Linked DNA regions of Homo sapiens: region 2 is linked to region 1. Evidence: read pairs that join two places in POLR2A ChIA-PET (ENCODE). Cell type or tissue: PC-9. All regions are shown on one strand. Each heading gives the region's core, and the rest is flanking DNA. Links, peaks and the distances in the headings are about the cores only.

The links. Peaks named below come from ENCODE experiments on the same cell type or tissue, not always from the same donor. Only the 100,000 strongest peaks of a DNase experiment are listed, where the experiment ranks them.
Region 2: POLR2A ChIA-PET joins it to region 1 with 6 read pairs; 1 of 35 experiments calls an interaction of 5 or more read pairs at or near these places.

Annotation. Positions count from the first base shown.
Region 1 is chr2:174,342,072-174,349,946 of GRCh38, reverse strand. It overlaps CIRSR (corepressor of RBPJ and splicing regulator), which reads left to right. Exons shown (of 10, transcript NM_004882.4): 10 at 775-1,925. The coding sequence ends at 1,450. Among named protein-coding and RNA genes, the nearest start is that of SP9, 11 kb to the right of the region's middle. In PC-9, for the core only: CTCF peaks have their summits at 4,551 and 4,752; a DNase peak (open chromatin) is centred at 4,766.
Region 2 is chr2:173,188,665-173,196,539 of GRCh38, reverse strand. It overlaps MAP3K20 (mitogen-activated protein kinase kinase kinase 20), which reads right to left. Exons shown (of 20, transcript NM_016653.3): 6 at 5,617-5,645; 7 at 5,363-5,500. Among named protein-coding and RNA genes, the nearest start is that of MAP3K20-AS1, 89 kb to the left of the region's middle. RefSeq lists an enhancer at 4,404-4,985. In PC-9, for the core only: no CTCF peak of the experiment used is centred there; DNase peaks (open chromatin) are centred at 4,259 and 4,699.

The DNA.
Region 1 (7,875 bases), core at 3,206-5,705:
AATTTCTGGAGAATATTCTCTTGAATTTTGATAACGTTGATTAATATTTATATACTATAAAATAGTACATAAAATTAATTTTTCATCTGATTATAGCTATATATTTGCTTTTTTAGTAGTTCCAACTGATGTTACACACCTTTCACAGGCTTTCTTTAGGATGACCCTTTAGAGTGCTATATAATTTCAACTCAGTAAGAATTTAACAAAAAAGTAGTCATTACTATTGAAGTATAGTCAGAAAATTGGCTTGATGCATTTAATTTTTTAATTTAATGTATTCACGCTTTGAATAATTTTAAAGGAAGAAAATGAGTTGTCATTTAGTAAACAATGCGTTCATATATGGATACCAGTTCTTTTTTTTTTTTTTTTTTTTTTTAAGACAGAGTCTCACTCTTTTGCCCAAGCTGGAGTGCAGTGGCATGATTTTGACTCACTGCAACCTCCGCCTCCCGGGTTCAAGCGATTCTTCTGCCTCAGCCTCCTGAGTAGCTGGGATTACAGGCAGGTGCCACCATGCCCAGCTAATTTTTGTATTTTTACTAGAGATGGGGTTTCACCATGTTGGTCAGGCTGGTCTCGAACTCCTGACCTTGTGATCCGCCCGCCGTGGCCTCCCAAAGTGCTGGGATTACAGGTATGAGCCAGCGCGCTCTGCCATGGATACTATTTTTAATAACTTCTAAGAAAATATATTGTTTGTTCATAACTTACAGTTGATGAAATAACTGTTTTTCACACAGTCTGTTACTGTTTATTTCCCAATTACAGGAAATTAGATCGACTGGAGAAGAAAAAAAAGAAAAAAGATAGAAAAAAGAAAAAGTTTCAGAAGAGCAGAAGTAAACACAAAAAACATAAGTCCTCTTCTTCCTCATCTTCCTCCTCCTCCTCCTCTTCCTCTACTGAGACTTCAGAAAGCAGTAGTGAGAGTGAGAGTAACAATAAAGAAAAAAAAATACAAAGGAAGAAAAGAAAGAAAAACAAGTGTTCAGGGCATAACAACAGTGATTCTGAAGAGAAGGACAAGTCTAAGAAGAGAAAGCTTCATGAAGAACTTTCTAGCAGTCACCATAACCGGGAAAAAGCCAAGGAAAAGCCCAGGTTCTTAAAACACGAGAGTTCTAGGGAGGACAGCAAATGGAGCCATTCTGATTCTGACAAAAAGTCCAGAACCCATAAACATAGCCCAGAGAAGAGAGGCTCTGAAAGAAAGGAGGGGAGCAGCAGAAGCCACGGCAGGGAGGAAAGGAGCCGGAGAAGCCGGAGCAGAAGTCCTGGTAGTTACAAGCAAAGGGAGACAAGGAAACGGGCACAGCGAAATCCTGGTGAAGAGCAAAGCAGAAGAAATGACAGCAGAAGCCATGGCACAGACTTGTATAGAGGAGAAAAAATGTACAGAGAGCACCCAGGAGGTACACATACTAAAGTGACACAAAGAGAATGAAGCAGAAGTAGAGAAGAAAGACTGTATGTGACAATTACCTGGGAATAAAAATATCTCCACTTTTTTATTGAATACCTTTAGCAAGGGGTAAATTATGTACTGTTGTCTTTCTAATAAAAAAGCTCAATTTTAATTTTTCATCTCTAGACTGTCAATTCAAGTACAAAACTACATGAGTACTATAAGAATGAATTTTGCAAATATTTGTAAGTAAGCTATTTTGGGGCTGTGGAAATATTTTCTGTTGGTAACTGTTTCTTGTTCCCCATACCAGATAAAAACCGCATATAACTCTGTGACATTTTCTTTGTTCTGAAACATCATTAAAAGAATGACAGTACATTGAATGGGTATAATTTACTTTTTTCAATTCAAATTTGTTATTCTAGGATTTGAATTTGCTTGAAGTGAATTGTAATAATTATTCAAATTCATTAGTATAAATTAAGGATTAATAAATCTTTAAGACTTTTAAGCCCCCTTTAGGTGTTTTGTTCTATAGAATAAGCTGTTTACATTTGGATAATATTAGTTTTCTGTGCAGGTATACAAATTACCTCAAACTTAAAACAGTCCAACGGGGCCAGGCACGGTGGCTTTACGCCTGTAATCACAGCACTTTGGGAGGCCCAGGCGGGCGGATCACCTGAGGTCAGGAGTTTCGAGACCAGCCTAGCCAACATGGTGAAACCCCGTGTCTACTAAAAATACAAAAAATTAGCTGGGCATGGTGGCATGCAGTGTAGTTCTAGCTATTCGGGAGGCTGAGGCAGGAGAAACGCTTGAACCTGGGAGGTGGAGGTTGCAGTGAGCCAAGATTACGCCACTGCACTCCAGCATGGGCGACAGAGTGAGACTCCGTCTCAAAAAAAAAAAAAAAAAAAAAAGCCAGGCATGGTGGTGCGCACCTGTAGTCCCAGCTACTCAGGAGGCTGAGGTGGGAGAATTGCTTGAACCCAGGAGCGGAGGTTGCAGTGAGCCAAGATCACGCCACTGCACTCCAGCCTGGGTGACAGAGCAAGACTCCATCTCAAAACAAAACAAAACAAAAAACAGTCCAGCTGTATTAACAGTTCTAGAAGTCAGAAGTTTGACATGGGCTAAAGTCAAGATGTCAATAGAATTGTGTTTCTTCTAGAGGCTCAAGGGGAAAATATGTTTGCTTGCCTGTTCCAGCTTCTAGATGCTGCCTGCATTTCTTGGCTCCTGGCCCCCCCTCCTCTGTTTTCAAAGCTAAGAGAGAGGAGTCAAGTCCTTCTCAAATCTAATCATTCTGACACTTTGCCATTCTGCATCCCTCTTCCAATTTTAAGGACCTTGTGATTACATCAGGCCCACCTGAAGAATCATGCAATAATCTCCCAATTTTAATATCAATGTTAATTCTATCTGCAACTTTAATTCCCCTTTTCTTTGTAATGTAACATATTCACAGGTTCCAGGGGTTAGGATGTGTACATCTATGAGGGACTATTATTCTGCCTTCCACAATTGGCCCTTCTATTACTGGCATACAACTATTAAAGATTTTACTTCATACCTGGTTGATCGTACCAGTGGTCCGTGGCGGGGGGCAGGGGGTAGATTTTCAAATGAAACAATGCAAACTGTTTTGATATTTCACCAGTATAGGTATATAAGGCATATTTAAATTTAGCTGCAAATTTTCCCTTGTGTTTCAAAGGATATGGTAAAGGAAAACTACAGAAAGAACTGGTACAAATCACAAGTAACATGCAGTTCCAAAAAACATAACTTCACATCTTGGACACAAGTTTTTTTATCAGTGTTCTATATTTTTTAACCATCTGCTATTTAATACAAAACAAATACTGATTAGATGGTTTTGATAGTTGGCAGTCACAATTTCATAAATTCTGTAGGAGTAACATTTGAAAGAAGTAAAACCACTCCACATCATCTGATTATGTCTTTGACTTGTCTGTGCACACACACAAAACAAGTGTCCTCTAAGAAAAACTTAAGTGAAGAGGTAAACAACCCTTGATTATTTAGATTTTTAAGACGCAGGGTGGGGGTGGGGCGGGGAGGAACTTGAATTCCTTCCACAGTATTGTTAAATAACTTACAGCGCACCTCAAAGATCCCTTCTTCACTTAAAAAAAAGCATGCATTTGAAATTGGTAAACACTGCTAATTTACACCTTGAGTTCATCAGTGTTGCAGTGATTATTTTCTACCTTATGCCTTTTTAGACTTTATAATTTTTATAATGTCAAAACCTATGCAATACTTACTACCTTAAAGGGTTTCTGAAGCAATACAGTGTTCATGAAGAGAAATGCTGAAATGCATCCTAAAATTAAAAATGAATTTAAAACGTTATTTCTTACACTTTTTTCATTTGACTCACAAACCGTGGTCCACTTTTTTAATGCAGATGAGATCTTGCTATGTTGCTCAGGCTGGTCTTGAACTCCTGAATTCAAGCAATCTGCCTGCCTCAACCTCCCAAAGTGCTGGGATTATAGGCGTGAACCACCATGCCTGGCCAATGTGGTCCACTTTTTATAAAGTGGCCATGAGATTTTTTTTAGTCTCTGATTTAATTATCCTTATTGTTAGGATTGAGAAACTATAAAGTACTGCCAAAATCTCCAATATTTTTAACCATCTAATTCTGAGAAAAAATTTCCATGTAGTTATGGAAGATGTTCATTTTGTTTGGCTTTCAGCCTTGGTCACCCAAGGGTGCTCAAAAGCCCTAACGAACTACCATTCTAACTGTAAACTTAAAAACGGAAGAGAGGCATTTTCACACAAAATCATACCATGATAACAAATAGCTTTAAAGAGGCTCAGTTAATGTGTTCCACATACCCTAATGATGGAAAATAATTTTTTAAAATAAAAATATTGGACATGTAATTCTACTTTTGTTTTGAAATATAAGGTAGAGACCAAGGAGATGAACCTCATAAGATGAACCTCATAATAAAAGGGATGTCTAGTACGTGTAGAGATTCCTCTACGTACCTAAAGCCTAAGAAGAATCCTCCACGTTTAATAAATCTACGACTTAAGAACCCAAACAAAAGTCCTCAACGGGGATATTTTTTAGAAAACCAGCCTGGTGAAATTTGTCATTCTTACCCTTAATAGAGAAGTTCCTTTAAAATCTTGGCACACTTACAAGTTTCTTATTTATCCATGAGCCTGGAACTGCACGAGGCATAGGACACATTTTGGAGGCATTTCTCCCTCTGCCTTCGCAGGGACTTTTCCCCTAACCTAACATTTAACATAACACTAACAAATTAATTCCTGTAGGAGGTGCTGTCGATTTATAAATAATCAGGAAATACCAAGTTGCTAGGTTAGAACTTGTTTATCTGAACGTCTCTGTGGTAAATTAGTCATAATTTATTTTAATAAAGGCCAAAATGGGCAGAGGTTTCTGCAGCATAGTGGCAGGTCTGCTTACCTTGCATTGTGAAGCGGAGATCTTGTTTTGAACCATAGGGCTGTAATCTTAAGAAAGCTTTTCATCTGAAAGGCTTGAAGAGACCTTTCTTGCTGTTCTTCCATGAGACTGCTTGCTGATAGTGAATCAAATCATTCCACGCTGCTGGGAGCAGGCGTTTCCCAGTTTTAATCACTGAACATTTCGTATGCTTTGGCATTGAAGCTCAGAGTTCAAAATCCACCTGAGCCATTTCACTCTTCTCCTTACCTAATGACCACTGGGCCAAGACGCTGGTGGAGGTAGCTCTGGAGGGCCGCAACTCCACACTCCGGACGTAAGACCAGGAAGAAAGTAGCATTTTTAGCTTCAGCAGCTGAAGGATATTTAAAAATCTTATTTAGGTTTTCTGAAAAAGAAAAGCTCTGCTATAGTTATCATTTCTTGAAAAGAGATAAAAGCATGCAATACCTGCAGGCCTTGGGAGCATTCTCTGATCAAAAAGGAGAAAGACCTTTAAAAAGTTGTGAGGAACAAGTCAGACCGGGGAAACTAAGGTTTGGGAAAGCGGGGGCCTCTGAAAGCTCTCCTACCTGATCGAGGCTCCTAAAACCCGGTTCCTGCTAATGGAAAAGGAAGAGGTAACTCCACAGCACCTTCCCCTTTCTCCTCCCTTCACGCCACACTTATCACCCCCAGAATGCCCAGAATGTAGCAGTAATGACGAAGATGTGCGGGACGAACGCGGAGAGCTGCCTGGAATGAAAAGAAACGCACCCTCCGGCCCGAGCTGCCCCGGAGCCGCCTTTCTCCAGTCCCTTGGGCTTGAAGGGCTTCGCGAGGGGGTGGACAGAAGTGGAGGTCCGAGGGCTCCTGGGTTGACAGAGCAGGGCTTCCCAGGAGGACGTCGCCCTAAACCTAAAGGAAGCCGGAATGGGGGTGGAGTAGGGTGATGGGATGAATCCTGGCTGAGGTCGCCCCTTCCCATCCTGAGGCGACGCCCCCCTGCGTGCTCTGGTGGTTTCCTTCTGGATGCACCGTCTGGCAACCTTGCGAAAACACCCCAAACCGAAATGGGGAGGCCGAGAAGGGGGGAGCGCACACCCTTCCTAGCAGATGCGCCTCCCGCGCCAGGAGGCCGCCCAACACCCGACCCACAAGGTGCGGCGGGGAAGGGTCGGGGCCTGCCCTCTGCGCGGCTCCCTCGCCCCCGTTGGCCCAAGCCACCCCCCAGAAGCAATTCTCAGGCCTTTTCGCTGGGGGCCCGCCCGCCGAGGGCCCTGCTAGTCCCCGCCTAAGCTTGCCGGGCCTCGGGCGCAGTCCCCCGCGCGGGCCGGACTCGCCTTCAGCAGTTAGGAAAGCGAGCGAATTTTTCTGGTCGCTCGGGCTCCACAGGTGAAGAGGGCGCTTTATGAAGCTCCTGGGACAAACATGAAGATATCAACTTTCGTCAGCAATCTGCAAGCAGAATGCGGACTGGGGCAGACACCCTGCCACTTTGCATTTCCTTTATAGATAAATGAATCACCCAGAAATGGTTACATGCCTGCAAAACAATGCAAAACCCCCAGTATGAAATTCTACAGGAAGAGAGTATAAGGGTCTTGGAAAATCTGGAACTCTTAGGGGCTGTGGTTTTCCGGGTCCTCGACAGCCGGCCCTGGAGGGACGTGTCCCCACGGACATTCTGAAACCCTTTCCTTAACTGGAGATGCAAACACACAGTCTATATTTACATCAACAATATATGGGGGAGGCATGTCTGTATGTATTTACCTCATACATATTTCTATACACTCCAGCGTCTGGGAAGGGTGGGGGGTAAATAACACTGAACGGTTAAAATTATGGAGAAGCGATAATAACTGATTACTAATTTGAAAGTAAACAAACAGGTGACTTTTTCAGATCAAATTCCTCCTTGTATCGTTACAATAAATATCTCTGAAGGAAGCTCTCTATTTATGTTGTCATTGATTAATTCTTCACTACCTCATTTGATTTCGATTTAGAACGATTTGATTCTAATTTAATTAGCATGTAATTTGGATGTACATAATTACTGTAATTATGACATTCAGGTAAGGCAGCTTTAGGCTGAAAGGCAATTTCAAATTTTCTAGCAACCTACTTTGTACTGGGAAATGGACAAGGACTTTGCGCCCTGCTATCCAAGTAGTAATTAGCACATCTTTGAAATAGGCAGTGCGGCGGGGTTTGTATTAAAACAGCAAATACAAACCCAGCCGAGTTACCCGCCGCAAAGGTGGCTGCGAGTCCCCGGAAACGCACTGCTTCTCCCCGGCGCGAGTTCAGGGAGCCCGGCACCCAGGCGCCTTGGCCGGGCTCTCGCGGCTGCGGGTGACGGCGCCTCCGCCGCCTCGGGCGCAGGGTTTGAAGGTGTCGCTTTTTAAATTAAAATACAATAAATACGCGCTGGGGGTGGGGGGCACAAAAATGGAGGAGGAGGAAGTCACTCCACGCAGTATGAAGACGGGCTGGGGTCGGGGAGATAGTGGACTGGAAGAGGAGGGAAAGGGGCGGCAGGGGGAGGACGATACGCTGAGAGGAGAGAAAATCGGCCAACGCCCCCAACTGTTACCCGATTTCAGATTTGGGTTTCAAAGGGAAAAGGAGAGGACAAAAGGGGTCGGTTTGCTCCAGGAGGGTGTGCGCACCCTTTGGGGAGGCCTCGAGCGGGGAATTTGGGGGCTTCTCGCCGCCCTCGGGGGCCCTGCGCGACCGGCCCGGCTCCTGCCTGCCCAGCCGCCCCCCGCGCCCCACTCGGGCTGGGGTGTCCGCCGGAGGACGAAGGCAATGCAGAAGGCTGCTCCGGCCCGCCTCGGGTTGGGGCTGCGAAAGCGGCGGGTCCCTTGCCTCCCTGATTGCCCACGAGGGGGTAGGGGGGTGGGATGGTTTGGTGGCCTGTTTGAATCGGCCTGGTTCCAGCCGGGCCCCGGGTAGTCCACGCGGGCCTCGCGGGCCGGGAGCCACGGATGCA
Region 2 (7,875 bases), core at 3,552-6,051, 1.2 Mb after region 1:
GAGAAAAAAAATTCACTGAAGCCTCTTTGGGCTTTTAATCAAGTGTGTAAGGTACTCCTTTAGAGGAGCTACTGAATAATTCTATTTGAGTCACACAAGTGATTAGGAAAAGGTAAGGGGCATCCCACAAGGGGACAATTCTAGTGAACACCACACGTAAAGGAAGGGTGACAGAACAGGTATGCAATCACCCTGACCTACACAGGGAGGGAGGCTGGGCAGCAAGAGGGCTGAGCAGGAAATGGAGCCCCTCATTTGGCTGCAATTACCACTCCACAGGGGGCTAGGGCTGGGGAGGGGAAAAGATACGAAGGGCAAGTAAATTAATGGATGTGGCATTCCTAAGGAGAATGGGAACAGGGAGTTAGCCTCCAATAAATCAAACGCTCCAGACCCCCAAACGCACAGATGAGCAGTGCCTCTTCTGAGTTTGGCCTGCAGGTATGATAAACACGCCGTGTACATGTGTGCACACATGCACAGACTGAATTTTGTGAAGTAAATTGCAAATCCAAGAGTTTGGGGGGACAACACCAGAAAAACATTTACGTCATTCTTGATTCCAAAATATTCTGCTGGAAAATGTCCAAAATCTAATAAAATTTAAGTTATATTTCTCTGAGAGCTCTAACCGTGAAAAATAAAGAAAAAAATAAGCCAATTCCATTTGACTCCCTCTGTGTCTCTGAAGAGCTACTACAGCTGAGGGAGTTACTTGATGGATGTAAAAGTGTCTGAGGTGGGGTCATTAGCTGCTATGTCCTGAAGCCCAAATGAGGTCTTTAGTTTAATTCCAGTATCAGCACATCTCATGATTTCCTTTTATTAATTCCCTGGATTTGGGGATGTATCAAAAAGCAGGTGGTATAAGATAGGACATCAGCTTTTTTTTTCCACACTAAACAAAAATAACATTTGGCATACAAAAGTAACTTTACTGAGGAAGTCACTTGGAGGTCTAAAAATATATTAAATGATGCCTAAAAATACCAGTTATGAGGATTCAGGCCAAATATTATTGTGATCTTTCACCTTAAAAATATTTTCCGACTCATTTTATATTGAGACGTCCTCACATTTAAACTGTGCTCACAAGGAAAATTTATGTTTTCAGTTTACAGAATAGAAACTTGGAAAAGACTACGTACTTTTTCTGCCCTTTCTTTTCCAAACAATAGAAAGCCATTACCTGAGCCCAGCTTGTTCTGGAACAGTGCTCACAGACAAGCCAGGCAGCCATGCTGTCTCTTAAGCCACTATGTTTTCAAGGCTGGTTTTGGCTGAGAAGCTTCTAAGAAGGTAATCCTTTCTGCATTGTCATTAGAATAGCTTTTTTTTTTTTTTTTTTTTTAAAGAGAGGCTAGGCCTTGTGTTCTCAGAAGGCTTATTCTTTCAGTGATTTTTGCTTTTCTTTTTTTGTGGATAACATACTAAACACTCTTCCAGGTTCAGTCCTCCAAGAGTTCTCATAAGAGGGTAGAAAAATCTCATTTCTCATAAAATGGAGGGAAACAATTGCCTCCCTAGCAAAGTTTACCAGCTTAAGAGCAAGGATCATAAAATCCACTTCTGGCATTCACAGCACATTTATTTTAAGGCAGTACAAGGTTAGTGAGTCTTGCCATTTGTTAAGAAGCAACAAAGGTTTATCAACCTGGGGAGGGCTGGTGGTTTTGGGAGTAGTAGGGGCTAAATTCTTACAGCAGTCTAAAAAATTAGAAAAACAAAAAGCAAAAATATATTGCAGTTTTTTGGGTGGATTTTAAAAAAAAAACCTTTTTTTTAATGGTCTTATTCATCTGTATGTGACTGCTGTGTGTAGAGGGGGTTTCAATGAACAGAACAGACTCCCAATGAACAATGGGATATTTAATGCAAATAAATGCTCCTACTGACAAAGGAGTCTTGGCTACTCACCTATTTTTGAAAAGACATAAAAAATTCAAAATAACCACATTTTGAATTAAAATAGGTATCATTTTCCAAGTTTATGGACCACAAACTTCTAAAACTAACATGGTCCCAACCTTAACAACTATCCTCACCTGCTCTTTTCTATAACATCTACTTTGAACACATAATGCTTTCTTCATTAAAAAAATACCTGTGGTTGTTTAAATAAAAAGTCGCTGGAAAGCATACCTCGTATTTTTTCTCTCATTAATGGTGTTTATTTAGAACAAACAGAATGAGAAGAGGTCAGAATTAAATATTAGGTTGGTGCAAAAGTAATTGCAGTTTTTGCCATTACTTTTAAATGGCAAAACTTCAATTACTTTTGCATCAACCTATACAGTCCTGAGTTCTTGTTTATAATTAAATTAGCATCTGTACACTTTTCTGAATGGAATTCTGCTGACACAACATTCTGTGAGGCAAACCAGCATTCCAAGCAAACCTCTGTCTTCAAGACTCACACAGCAGAAGCTGTTTTAAAATAGACTCACTCACTGAAATGGCATTTCTGTTTCCACCAGGTAAGGGAAGGCTCTAGCATGAATGCAGAATTGATATTCCACATCACATGATGGGGTGGACAGGTTCTGCAGAGCAACATCCAGTGTGTAAATACAGAGCAACACTGGAAATGCTCAGTGGCTGGTGGTCGAGTTTGTTTCAGTAAGTGAAATTACTCCATAGGATGGTTTGTTAAGCATTTGTTAAATCCCTCCAAAACCAAACCAAACTAAGCAAAGGTAGGGTCAGCACACAAGTAGAGAGAAAAGCTAATCCACAAAGAGACGTGTTCAAGCCCTTCTACTGAAATGTGGTGCATAGTTTCTTAAGTGAAAAGATTTTTAATAAAAAACACTGAAAATGTGCAGCTCCAGAAAGGTTGACTCAAACTATGTTTAAGAAATGGGGTCAATGTGGAATGTATGAAGAGATTTTAAAATGATACAGGAAAAAAATCCTAAGCTCTCCAAACAGAAGTCACTCTTAACATCTTTTATAGTTTATGTGTGAAAAGGAATTTGTGCTTGGCTACTGGTACTAAGATTGTACTTCATCTCAGGAAAAGCAGAGGGGGGCATTTCACACCAAAGCCCTGGCAACTGTAAGGCTTTGAAAGAAGGCAGCATAAAGTTTGTTTTCATATATGAAATAATGTTGAGGCTAAAAGTTCAATGTATGTATAGTTGTGTCTTAAGGTCAAAAATTTTTGAGATAAGGAAATTCAAACACTTGGGGAGAATTTTAAAAGTAAAAGCACTGTATGTGTGTGGACTCATAAGTGCAAAAATGAACCTCAAAAGTCTTCTAGTTCATATAAATGTGACAAACAATTTAAAAGCTGTAACAGTCTACAATAACTATAACCAACATACATATATACCTAACACCAACAAACATGTTTATATACATTTATATACACATGCACATTAAAGGAGTGGGAGCAGTGGGCTCCTGGTGAGCCACTCTGAACGGTCAAGCCACGTTCCTAAACCACGCTGCTCATCTTCCCAAGCCCTCTTGTTCCAGGGAGGTGCCCGCAACGATGGCCTGCTGCAGAATACAGAGTGGCTTTTTCATGTTTGATGGGTTGTAAGAAACAAAAAGCCAACTATGGCATCTATGAAGACTATGCAACAGAGACTGTAAGTGGCCCTCAAAGCCAAAAATATATATTATCTGGTCCTTTCTAGAAAAAGTTTGCTTGTTCCTATTTCAACAGGACAAAACGAGAGGCCGTTCCCAACAAGCAGGCTAAGAAAAATTTAAATTACTCTCAGGTGGTGTGTGCCTCAGTAAATAAACGTTTGGTTATAAATGAAGGAATGCACTTTCACAAGAGAAAACAATCTTACAAAGAGTCTTAAATTGCTACAAATACCCCATTTTCAGAATATCCCACAGATGAATGTATGATGGTTAGAATGTAGTAACATTTGACATAGGAGACCAGTTTTATAAGCTAGTCTCCTCTGAAACTTATGAGAAATATTTGATCACTGTAATAGCTTATAGTCTTCATTCTTAAGAAACCAGAATCAAGGGATATCAGGTATTGATTTTTTTTCTTTTTTTGGATATCAGGTATTAAGCCTGATGTTACTCTTGCCTTCTGACCTTTAAAATTCTAGCCTTCGGTCAAAAACATATTTCATTCTTGAAATGATTTTTTCAATAGCTAACAAAATTAATCTTTATTAATTTGGTATACATAGGATGTGTTATGATTTACAAAAAGCTAGTCACTGAAACAAGTCCAAAACCTGTGAAGCCAGCATTAAATACCTAGAGACCGAATAAAGAAAACAAAACAAAACAAAACAGGTCTGACAACGTGAATCTCCTCTTGTGTCATTGGCTACCACCTGCAGTAAGAAAACACAGAAGTTCAGGACGAAGAGACAGGCTGATTTGGACCTAAAACAGGCTGCTTCTTTACCCATTACTATGAAAATGCCCTTTTAGGAAGTAATAGTATAAACAGCAGGGCAGTATAATAGTATAAATAGCAGGGCAGTATGAGATGTAAAGACAGGGAATTCCAAAACTATTTTGGACTTTTTAAAGAATACGTAACATTTTAGGGAAAAGTTTATCCTCAACAAAAGGCAACAAATGAATTCCTTCCTCCAGCAAAGAACTCTCCCACTCCACTTCCTTCTCTCTGATAATGCAGGTATAACCTATTCCTCAGGAAATGGCCCATCTCCAAATTCCTCCTCCAGGAGCTTCTGCTCCTTAACGGATTCATTCCTGTGGTCTCTTCCTTGAGCACTCCACCCCCTCATTAGTCTATTCTCTATGTGGCTCTGCTGTGATTCTTATGTAATGCCTTAGAGTCACGCTTCAGATAGTCACTGCTACTCTAAGACTGGCAGCAGACATGGACAAGGTCATCTGGTAAGTGCTAAGTACATTTTCTTTTGGACTTTTAGAAACCGATGAATCAGTTTAATAGTTGAGACTCAAAAGTTTCCTGGTAATTAACTCGCTTGGCAGATCTATTGGTGATTTTATACTGTTTAAGCAATCCATTACAATGAAGTCCTGTTCCAAATGATCCACATTTCCATTGAAATTACAGAGAGAGTCCACAGTCACATTACCACCCTGCAAAAAATCATTCTCACAGGCAAAGCGGAGCCCAACACTATCTCGGATTCCATTTAATTTGTTTCTTGGAAGTGGTGTTGGTTTCTTCTCAACACAGGACAAAATAACTCCGATGATTAAAAATGATTAAACATTTTGGCAACTAGGAAGCGTTCTCCAATGGTGCTGCTTTAGGCATTCCACCAGCAGTACAGTCTCAAATAAAAATAAAACCATGTTAAACTGTATCTCTCTTCTTTTGAGTGTTTGCTTTTTGTATTTCCCTTAGTAAACAAGAAATGAGAAATGAACTCACCACACCATAGGAATATGTGTCACAAGTTTCTGACACAGGGAGACTCTGGATAACTTCTGGAGCCATCCATGGGAAAGTTCCAACCAAGGACATGTGTGTTGTATGGTTATGGAACCGAGAGGCACCAAAGTCACAGATCTGAGAAAACAGGAATCAGTGTCAACTTTCTACTTATTGGCTAATTAAGGGATTATCAGTTACAAAAATCTACATCTGAAATTAACAATTTTTTTAAGTAAAAGAAATAGTCCTACCTTCAATACTCCATCAGCAGCTATAACAACTAAAAAAAGAAAAAAGGATAAATTATGACAATCATCTAATTTGTTTGAGCTGTCTTCTACTGAAAAAAACCATAAACTTCTATTTCTGTCTTCAATATGGGATTATGAAAGGTGAAATCAATGTATTTACAGCATTGAGGATTTTGCAAAAGGGGGCTGACATTAAAACAAAAACTTAATTCCATTAGGTACTGATTAAAAAGGCTTCTGAGACACTTGTTTTATCCAAATGCAGTACTGTCCAGTAAGAAAGGCACAAATTAGTAGTAGTTAGGAGAACCAAATTTTTACCTGGGTTCTGCCCATGTACTGCCAATGTGATACTGAGGTAGTCATTAGCTTTACTACTTCATATTATATATATGGTTTCCTCCCAACTGAGTGATTTTTGTTAAAGGTGGAGAGAATATTCATTCATTCACTTGTTCATACATTCATTCATTTAATAAATATTTGCTGAGGCTACTGTGGGTAACGCCATGTATAATGCTGTGGAACAGGACTGTAAGCAAGTCTGCCACTGTCTTTGCTCTCAGGGGGTTTATATTCTTATCAGAGAGACAATTAAATAAACATCTACAACAAACTGGGATAGATTCCATGATGAGAGAAACAATACTATAGAGCCAAAGAACAATGATATCTGTGTCGAGGGCGGTCAGATGAAGTTTCCTGTAAGAAATGATGCTTATGCTAAAACCTGAAAAACACAGGAGTTAACCAGGAAGAGGAGAGCTGAGGGAGGAAAGTAGTTTCCTAGGCAGAAGAGAGAGCCTATGCAAAAACTCAGGAGCAGACAAAAAATGTATGGCAATTTTGGAAGGTAGGTGCCAGGTCAAGAAGAGAAAGAGAAAGCCAATGAACAATTTTATGTGGAGGGATGAAATGAGCAAAGGTGCAGAGGGGAGACTATGTCAGAGAAGAATAGACCTGGAGGCAAGGGCATCACTTGGCACTCAAGGTTTTGTGGTCCAGGAGACAGATGAGGACATCTGTACTAAGGCAGTGGCAAAGGACAGGAGAAAAGTTGACCGAGTCAAAAAATATTTAGGATGTAGGATCACCTAGGCTTAATGAATGGCTGGATATTGGGGGAGAAGGAAGCGAACTCAAGGATAAAATCAGATAAAGAAGCAATACAGATTAATGGTTAGAATAGGAGCTCTGGCTTTAAACTGTAACTACTATTTATCTCATTTCTGGCTTGGGCAAACAGTATTGCCACTCAGTAAAAGAAATGCAGGGATGATTTTTCGGGGTTAGGGAGAAAATGAAAAGATTAATTTGGACATAATATATTTTAGTGTCTTAAAAAATATCTATGTGGATGTGTCTAATCAGCAGATAGAAAAATAGTTTTGAAGTTGAGATCTGTTTTTGAGTGTTAATATGTAAATAGGGCTTTTATGGGAGTGCAAGACTCAGAGCATAAGAGGAGATGAGTCCAAGGATAAAGTTCTGAAGAACTGTTTCAGATGTTTCTTTTGTAAACCGTGCAGTGCCTTGAACATGATAGATGATCAATACTTACTAGTTACTGATGATTTTACCAAGGAGGGAAAATGATCTTTGTATGATCTAATATTTGAAAATAGCCTCAGGGTAAACCTGGTACTATAAGTAATAAGCTACAAACTTTTACAAATAGAAATGTAAATATTATTAATTTTATATTCAGCTTTCTCATTATAAGATTAACAAGTGCTCACTAGAAAAACTGCCATTATAAAAATACATAACATAGAAAGTGAAACTCTGGTTACCTTTCCAAGGGAAAAAGAATTGCTATAAGTTAGGTCTATATTCTTTCAATATCAGTGTATGTGTGTTCCTATTTAGTAACTATAATACATATAACTGTAACTTTTTAAAATGGGGACACTCTCCATTGTTATATAGTCTTCATAATGATAGCAGGGAAAAATCCATAATTTAGTTAATCATTCCTCTTTTGTAGAAGATTTAAGATATACTGAAGTCAAATAACATAGTTAAATTGAAATTCTGAGCATGAACTGAAAATTTACAAATTCATAAAACTCTGATCTTTTCTACTACAGCCTAGATTATTTCCTAATGACTTCCTGTTAGCTGACCATATATCAAAAGTGCTTAGTTCCAGGAAGCTTAAGTCTAAGAAGAACCAAAGAATACATGATAACCTAGAAGAGGAAAGGACAATCAGACAGGGTTAAATTGGTGGTCCAACCTGGACTACTGATAAGTGGC